Linked DNA regions of Mus musculus: regions 1 and 3 are each linked to region 2. The links are chromatin loops, found by intact Hi-C in ENCODE. Cell type or tissue: left cerebral cortex. All regions are shown on one strand.

The links. Hi-C counts contacts between places; a loop is a spot of excess contacts. Peaks named below come from ENCODE experiments on the same cell type or tissue, not always from the same donor. Only the 100,000 strongest peaks of a DNase experiment are listed, where the experiment ranks them.
Region 1: a loop joins it to region 2, with 5 times the contacts of the local background. A loop is called at or near these places in 8 of 42 quality-filtered maps.
Region 3: a loop joins it to region 2, with 6 times the contacts of the local background. A loop is called at or near these places in 16 of 42 quality-filtered maps.

What each region holds. Positions count from the first base shown.
Region 1 is chr5:42,411,365-42,413,864 of GRCm38, forward strand. No RefSeq gene overlaps it. Among named protein-coding and RNA genes, the nearest start is that of Gm40295, 110 kb to the right of the region's middle. In left cerebral cortex, a CTCF peak has its summit at 1,114 (motif pointing right); a DNase peak (open chromatin) is centred at 1,127.
Region 2 is chr5:43,359,136-43,361,635 of GRCm38, forward strand. The region is part of intron 1 of Gm43699 (a long non-coding RNA gene); the gene reads left to right. Among named protein-coding and RNA genes, the nearest start is that of Gm43699, 6.1 kb to the left of the region's middle. In left cerebral cortex, a CTCF peak has its summit at 1,369 (motif pointing left); DNase peaks (open chromatin) are centred at 363 and 1,371; H3K27ac peaks cover 1,307 bases.
Region 3 is chr5:41,886,694-41,889,193 of GRCm38, forward strand. No RefSeq gene overlaps it. Among named protein-coding and RNA genes, the nearest start is that of Mir6414, 3.4 kb to the right of the region's middle. In left cerebral cortex, CTCF peaks have their summits at 1,229 (motif pointing right) and 2,235; DNase peaks (open chromatin) are centred at 1,240 and 2,278.

The DNA of each region.
Region 1 (2,500 bases), 950 kb before region 2:
TCACCAGTTGCTTCCATTATCTGGTTAGTTTTATTTTCCTGTCCTTCTCTTCCTCAAACCAGTGACATTTAAAACTTCCAACAAAACCGGACAAGATAATAAAGTCTATCTATCATTTCTAGTTCTAGGATACATTATCTCAATATAGCTATAATTATTTGATAGCTCCAAGGTCGTCAGGCAGAAAGGAAGTCTGTGACCATCATTTGGAATCCATCCCATGTATATGACAATTGCTGAAGCTGTTTTATCTTTCCAGACAGTTAATATGGAGAAAATCACTAAGAACTTAGAATTACTTTAAAGAAATTACCAAATATTCATTGTCTAACTAACATGTAGAAATGTGTTTGACCTCAAAAAGAATAAAATGAAGTTCAATTATTTCGTGTATTTTTAAAATATATTCATGAGTACAAGATAAGAGCACAGATGGTAGTTAGGACTGTCTGATAAGATATCTAAGCAATGTACAAAGGCATGGAAAGGAACTGAAAAATAATTCCTGCTAGGAAAAATCTTGCCTGATGAAAGGTATATTTAAGTTAGTATACTGTAGTTTATGGAGTACTAAAAGGGCCTTGCTAGTTTCTTAACTGTAAACAGTTTCTGAACTGTGAAAGAAGAGTCAGATCAGATGATATCTTAGATACCATCCTGGATAAGGAAGTTGCCCTGGTTTGTTTTCTGTTGCTGTGATAAGCATCATTACAAAAAGAAAAAAGAAAAAAGAAGCAAAAAAGAAATTAACTGAAAATATGAAGAAATGTTTGACACATATCATTCTTCCACAAAATTCAATATTTGTGAAAATATTTTTTCCAAATTGTTAGAGGGGGAAGTAAAATTTTTACTCAAACAAGTAATAAAATTAGCTGCAGGTTGGTAATAAATGAAGCAGATTATAGTAGAACAGCACTTCAGGTTTTGCATCCAATTTTGTACTGAAAATATAGATGGTACTCATATAAATTAATTAACATTTCATAATGCTAATGAAAGTGGGTTTTCCTTTTTTTAAGCTGAGATTCAGCATTCTACTGCTGGAATTATTTACTACTTAAGTCCTACGGGTTTCCTAGAAAAGTGCCTATAATAACCTTAAGAGACCTCTAGAGGGCACTCCTCAAAACAGATCTAGGTCAAGTAGGGAGGAAGCAGCCAGCAGGAGGCAATTTTCTTTACAGATGTATAGAGATTGAAGATTTTTGTTTAGAGACACTTAATACCCAGCTTGCTTTTCCAAATGGCAAATTAACCTTAATAAATAATAAGACATGATTTGTAATATTCTAAATCTCTTGGGGCTTACATATCATCTCTGTAGTGCCAAATGCCACCAGCTCCTTCTAAATCCATTCAGCTTGGGTCCAGTACAAGACATGATGTTGAATCTAGAGGGAGCTGCGCAAGAATTGCACAATAGTTTGAGTCCCTCTAAATCACTTCTAGGGGGTGTTTATAAAATGTCAGCATGGAATGAAGCTGAAAACTAATAAAAGCATATTTGACATTTTATAGCTCATAACAGTTAGCACATATTTCCACGCACATTACCTTAATGAAACCTTAAAACAGGCACAAGTCTCATTTTATTGTCATTTACATTGATGGGATGACTGAGTCTAAGGACTAGAGGTAATGAAGCACATTCAGATTTAGTTCTCCGATTTCAGTCTCAATGACCTTTCCATCATATCATCCCTGCTTCTGATTACCCACGCAATCAAGTGAAAATCAGTAACCTTTCCATCGATGTTTCTCAGAGGATAAAGTCATGGGCTCTGAAGGAGGAAGAAGCAACGTGATCTTAGCTAATAAGTCATGGTCTTGGAAGCTAACCAGTGAATGGAAGAAGGGAGCTAGGTGGGAGTTGGCATAATCATTTCCCAAAGAGCTCCCCCACAGCATGCGAACTACACAGGTGCCAGGACACAGAGGTCACATTATACATACTGATTTTCATGGTTCATAAATCAAAATAAGACGAAACAATCTAAAAGCTGCGAAACTACTTACTTCTACTGTAGCTACTAGTTGTAATGGGTAAGAGGTGAGTCTCAAGACAAAGGAAGAAACCACAATGGAGGGACAGAAGAGGTAGTGTGGAAGATGAGGTCTGCTGGATAATGGGCTTGGCTCCAGTTGAACTGCTTTTACTTTAGTGATCTAGTTTATTCTACGCCCCCCTCCCCATTGGATCTTAAGGATTCAGTGCTCCGGATTAACACTGTCTACCACTAAAATAAAAAAGAAGAGATAGAAATTTTCATCAAACCATTAACTTTTGTTTTCTCTACTGATCCAGTGATACCTGACAGCTAATTTAGCTGGGAAAATAGAAACGTTAACTAAGGCATGCTTCCCTATTTGGAAATAAGGGTAGGTTAATTGGGCTGCTTATTAGTTTTGTTTTGTTTAAGAAACAAAACTACTAATGTGTGTGCGTATGTGCGTCTGTGTACATGAAGAAATTATTAAAAGGCATTAATGTGCACTT
Region 2 (2,500 bases):
AGCCTTCTTTCAGGCAGCCCACATCCTAAGACACAAGACAAGTGTCTCTAGCCAGGAGATGTCCTATACACAACTGCACAAATTCTAACTTCATGGGTACTGAAAAATACCAGAGTATTTTAAAGTGTGTGTGTGTGTGTGTATGCGTACGTATGTGTCTGGTGTGTGCATGTATGTGAACTAGGTGACAATTTCCACAAGAGAAGGTATCTCAGAATCTCTCCAGACAATGGTTCTAAAATAAGCAAGATTAGTCATGGTCAAACCATTTGCTTTTGAACCTAAACCAGATACTAAATTGTGCTACAAAAATCTGTAAATTCCTGGTATTCAGGACTGCCAAGATGTCTGAGAGAAGATGGTCCAAGCCTCAACAGGGCTCATCACAATCACCCCTCGGCTGACAAAGGCGCTCTGTATGCTGGGCCCTGATTAGGAACAAGCTTAGGATTTAGCACAATCTGTTCTGTGAGGCCAATTTTCCAGGAGCTGTGACATAATTGCGCTCAGAAGTTGTGAGCTTGATTTCGAAACTCTTGATATTGTCATGGAAATGATCGTTGTATTTTATTGCAATCAATTTTTTCTTTAGACTAAAGCAGAGAAGTTGAGTAAGAGGGGGAAATTAGTCCTTTAATAAAGGAAGAAAACAGATACTTAATAGCGTGTTTCAAAAGTTGAATACAGTAAATTACAAAGCTGGAGAAAATAAGACATACCATTTTCCTGTTCCTTCTTATTCCCCCTGCTTCTAGCTCATCCTTTCAACGCCTCCTCTGCCCATTCACAAATGGCCCCTGCTTCCTGCCTTTTGTTGTTTTACCTCCCTGATGTGGGAGTGGTGTGATAATGAAATCTCTCAGGCCAGTCCCTGCAGATAGATAATACCTCTTTGTTGGCTGGTGTTTTACCTTTATTCTGAGGCTCTCCATGGCTTAAAATAAGGCTCTACCAAATGTGTATGGTAGATGTCATTCAACTTCTATTTTTTTATGGGTTAAAAACCTGAAAGAAATGACAGCCTAGTGGAAGGGCCGTGCATGGCTTTTGCTTTATTCATTTTCAAAGTCAAACTAGAGAGGTTGTTATTACATACATATACTTAAAAATACAAGAAAAGTGGGGGTTCTCTGATCGTTTCCCAAGAATGTACAATGATTGGAAGAAAGAAAAGAAAGGAGATGGGGAGGAAGAAAGGAAGGAAAGGATGAGAGACTGTAAAAAAATCAAAACAAACCAACCAACTAACCAACCAAACAAACAAACACAAATCTACCCTAAATGCATCCTGTGGTATAAATATGTCCTTTTTCCCTGCCAACCTCTGGAGTTTGCAAAGGACTTTAGACAAGTACACGTGGCCCCATCTTCTGGCAGACTTATGCAATAGCGGTACCTATCTGATGATCTTCAAGGGTGGTTTCTTCATTTTTCTTTTTCTTTTAAATGTACTGTTCAAGGTTTGTCTTTTCTTTGGATTTTCATCCTAAGAACTTTATTGCTCTCTAGATGCTTCCGTTTCTCAAAGGAGGAATAAGAGACACAAATTGGATGGGAATCCAGAAGCTTCATGTCCTCTTGTCAGCACATGTGTATCTGTGTAGGCAGCCCATGCATCTGCAGCTGCCTTCTTCATAAAGAAAGAAGTAAGCTCTCCCTCGTAGGTTAGGTGATTGGAAGAGATGCCATGGAACTGAATGGTCAATGAAGATGATTTATCAGCTGGTGTTGGACAGCCTCCTCTCCATGACCCCCCCCCCGCCCCCCCCCCCCCCACACACAAATGAGTGACTCAGCTCAAACTTGGCTGGAATGCCAGCATCCATTGGCCTAAGCTGTTGATCTTGGGGCAATTAATTGTTATCCAAACGGGAGGTCCAAAGAGTCAAGATTCAATGGGAGTTGCAATTTGGGCCAAGAATTCTGCAGGCCTTGTTGTGTTAGTGAGGATGGAGATCAGAGAAATGGCGATAAGAGAATGATGGTCTAATGTGTTCTTTTCTTGGAGGTAAAAAGTAAACAGAATTCTGAGAAGCAAATTGGTGGATTTCTTATTCTCAGGGGCTCACAAGGGGCTGTCTAACCTCTAGCTGCTGCAGTATGATGAGTCTAGACCTTGCAAGGTCATTTAAGAGGAGGTGGATCAGAATGGAGAGCTGAACAAAAAGTCCCATCTCTCTCCTTCATCAATTCCAGAAGAGTTTTCCCACATACCATGGAAACTGAGCAGTGTGTGTGTGTGTGTGTGTGTGTGTGTGTGTGTGTGTGTGTGTGTGAAAGCAGTCTCATTATAAAACTTGAAACAGGATGGCAGAACAGGATATTAACTACCCACACAACCTATAAAACCAAAGGCATGGATCTCTTTGTTCTGAAGCCACATAAGCATCTCAATTTCATTTAAAAGTGCAGAGTAAGGAAAAGGAAAAGCTTATGTGTGGCACCCTGCAGAAACCATGACCATGCCTTAGATCACATGGAGCTAGTTCGAATCTCTACT
Region 3 (2,500 bases), 1.5 Mb before region 2:
TCTAGTTCCATCCATTTGCCTGCGATTTTCATGAAGTCATTGTTTTTCATAGCCGAGTAGTACTCCACTGTGTAAATGTACCACATTTTCTGTATCCGTTCCTTTGATGAGGAACATCTGTGTTCGTTCAAGAGTCTGGCCATTATAAATAGGCTGCTATGAACATAGTGGAGCATGTGTCTTTGCTATATGTTGGGGCATTTTTTTGAGTATATGCCCAGGAGTGGTATTGCTGGGTCCTCAGGTAGTACTATGTCCAATTTTCTGAGGAACTGCCAGACTGATTTTCAGAGTGGTTGTACAAGCTTGCAATCCCACCAGCAATGGAGGAGTGTTCCTCTTTCTTCACATCCTCACCAGCATCTGCTGTCACCTGAGTTTTTGATCTTAGCCATTCTGACTGGAGTGAGATGGAATCTCAGGGTTGTTTTGATTTGCATTTCCCTGATGACTAAGGATGTTGAACATTTCTTTAAGTGTTTCTCAGCCATTTGAGTTTCCTCAGTTGAGAATTCTCTGTTTAGCTCTGTTCTCCATTTTTAAATAGGGTTATTTGATTTTCTGGAGTCTAACTTCTTGAGTTCTTTGTATATATGGGATATTAGCCTTCTATCAGATGTAGGGTTTGTAAAGATCTTTTCCCAATGTGTTGGTTACCTTTTTGTCCTATTGACAGTGTCCTTTGCTTTATATTTTATAAGGTAAGCAATTTTATAAGAAGCAATTTTATGAGGTCCCATTTGCTGATTCTTGATCTTAGAGCATATGACATTGGTGTTCTGTTCAGGAAGTTTTCCCCTGTGCCCATGTGTTGGAGGCGTTCCCCCACTTTCTCTTCTATTAGATTCAGTGTATCTGGTTTTATGTGGAGGTCCTTGATCCATTTGGACTTGAAGTTTGTACAGGGAGATAAGAATGGACCAATTTGCATTCTTCTACATGTTGACTGCCAGTTGAACCAGCACCATTTGTTGAAAATGCTGTCTTTTTTTCCCACTGGATGGTTTTAGCTCCTTTGTCAAAGATCAAGTGACCATAGGTGTGTGGGTTCATTTCTGGGTCTTAAATCCTATTCCATTGATTTACCTGCCTGTCGCTATACCAATACCATTCAGTTTTAATCACAATTGCTCTGTAGTACAGCTTGAGGTCAGGGATGGTGATTCCCCTACGTTCTTAATGGTAAGAAATCTGTGTGGAAATTGCCAGCTATGACTGAAGGTGGCCACTGGGGGGAGCCAAAAGGATGTGGGTAGACAGGCAAGTCTTAACCGACTTGCTATTTTAAGATGCTGGCTATTAGAAGAACTTGGTCAACAGGATGCTGACATGTGGCTCAGAGTGATTCAAAGGTAAGTTTTCTGGAAAAGTCAGTTGCAAGATCAAATGTTTTTCTGATTAGTGTAATTCGATTGTGTGGTGAGTGTTTGTTGTGGGTAATTCAATTTTTCTTTGACCTTGGCAAGCCTGCTGGCACACTCTCTACGTTGGAAGACAATTTTCTACCTCTCTGGAATACAATAAGCCAAACCTGGGTTGCATCAAGGGCTGGCAGACCTGCCATCTTCGGGAGGTACCCGTATCAGTGGCATCCACGGAGCTAAAAGTCAGTGCTGTTAGTGTTTGCCTCTGTCCTTTACAGGAACACTTCAGCAGAAACAAAAGGACTTTTTCCTTCTACTTTGGCTTTTTAAGAGAAAGCTTGGTGGTATTAAGCTTTTCTAATTCTGAGCATTGGCCTCTAAAGTTCAGTGAAATCAAAGCTTGGCTATGCTGCAGTTCACAGAGATAAGAGCTTTTCATCAGTGTGGATACCAGGAAAAAGAACATAACACTACCAACACCATCAACTCCACCAACACCACCAACAAATGTAGGTAGGGGACATTTGCATCCCAAAGTGTTCTGGGCAGAAACAAGAGTTTTAATTCACCGTGATTTTGTCATTTTGACTGAGGACCATTTTTTTTTGTCCAAATAATGCAATAAATAATAAAATGTCCTGCAAAGAGCATAACCCTTGTAACAAAATCTTATCATTATTTGTACAACCCTCATAGGTTTAAAAAAAAAAAGCTTTTAAACAGGGACAACATTCTACACAAATTTAAATATCTGCTCAGAAGGTATTCTTTGCAAACATTTAGAGGATGTTTTTCTGAGAAGGTGAATCTATCCTCTCTTTTTTTTATTATCTATATTGCTATCCAGCATACAGGCAGCAGGGGGGAGTGTTTCTCTATTTTTTCCTACATACTCTTTCTACTCCCCAGCTTAGCCAGGGAAGAGACCAATAATTCTTTAATTCAAATCTGTTCACAAGTGCACCCCATTTGATAGATTCTAGTCGTTGCTCTCTCTTCCCCCAAATCTTTAGGGGACAGGAGCTTCCAGCAGTCAGCTAATGATTATACAATGGAGGCTGGCAGCTTGGCTTGTTGGCATGAAGTCCTTCCCTCTTCACCCTGTTCCTTCCTTGTCATTCCGCTCAGCTCCCATA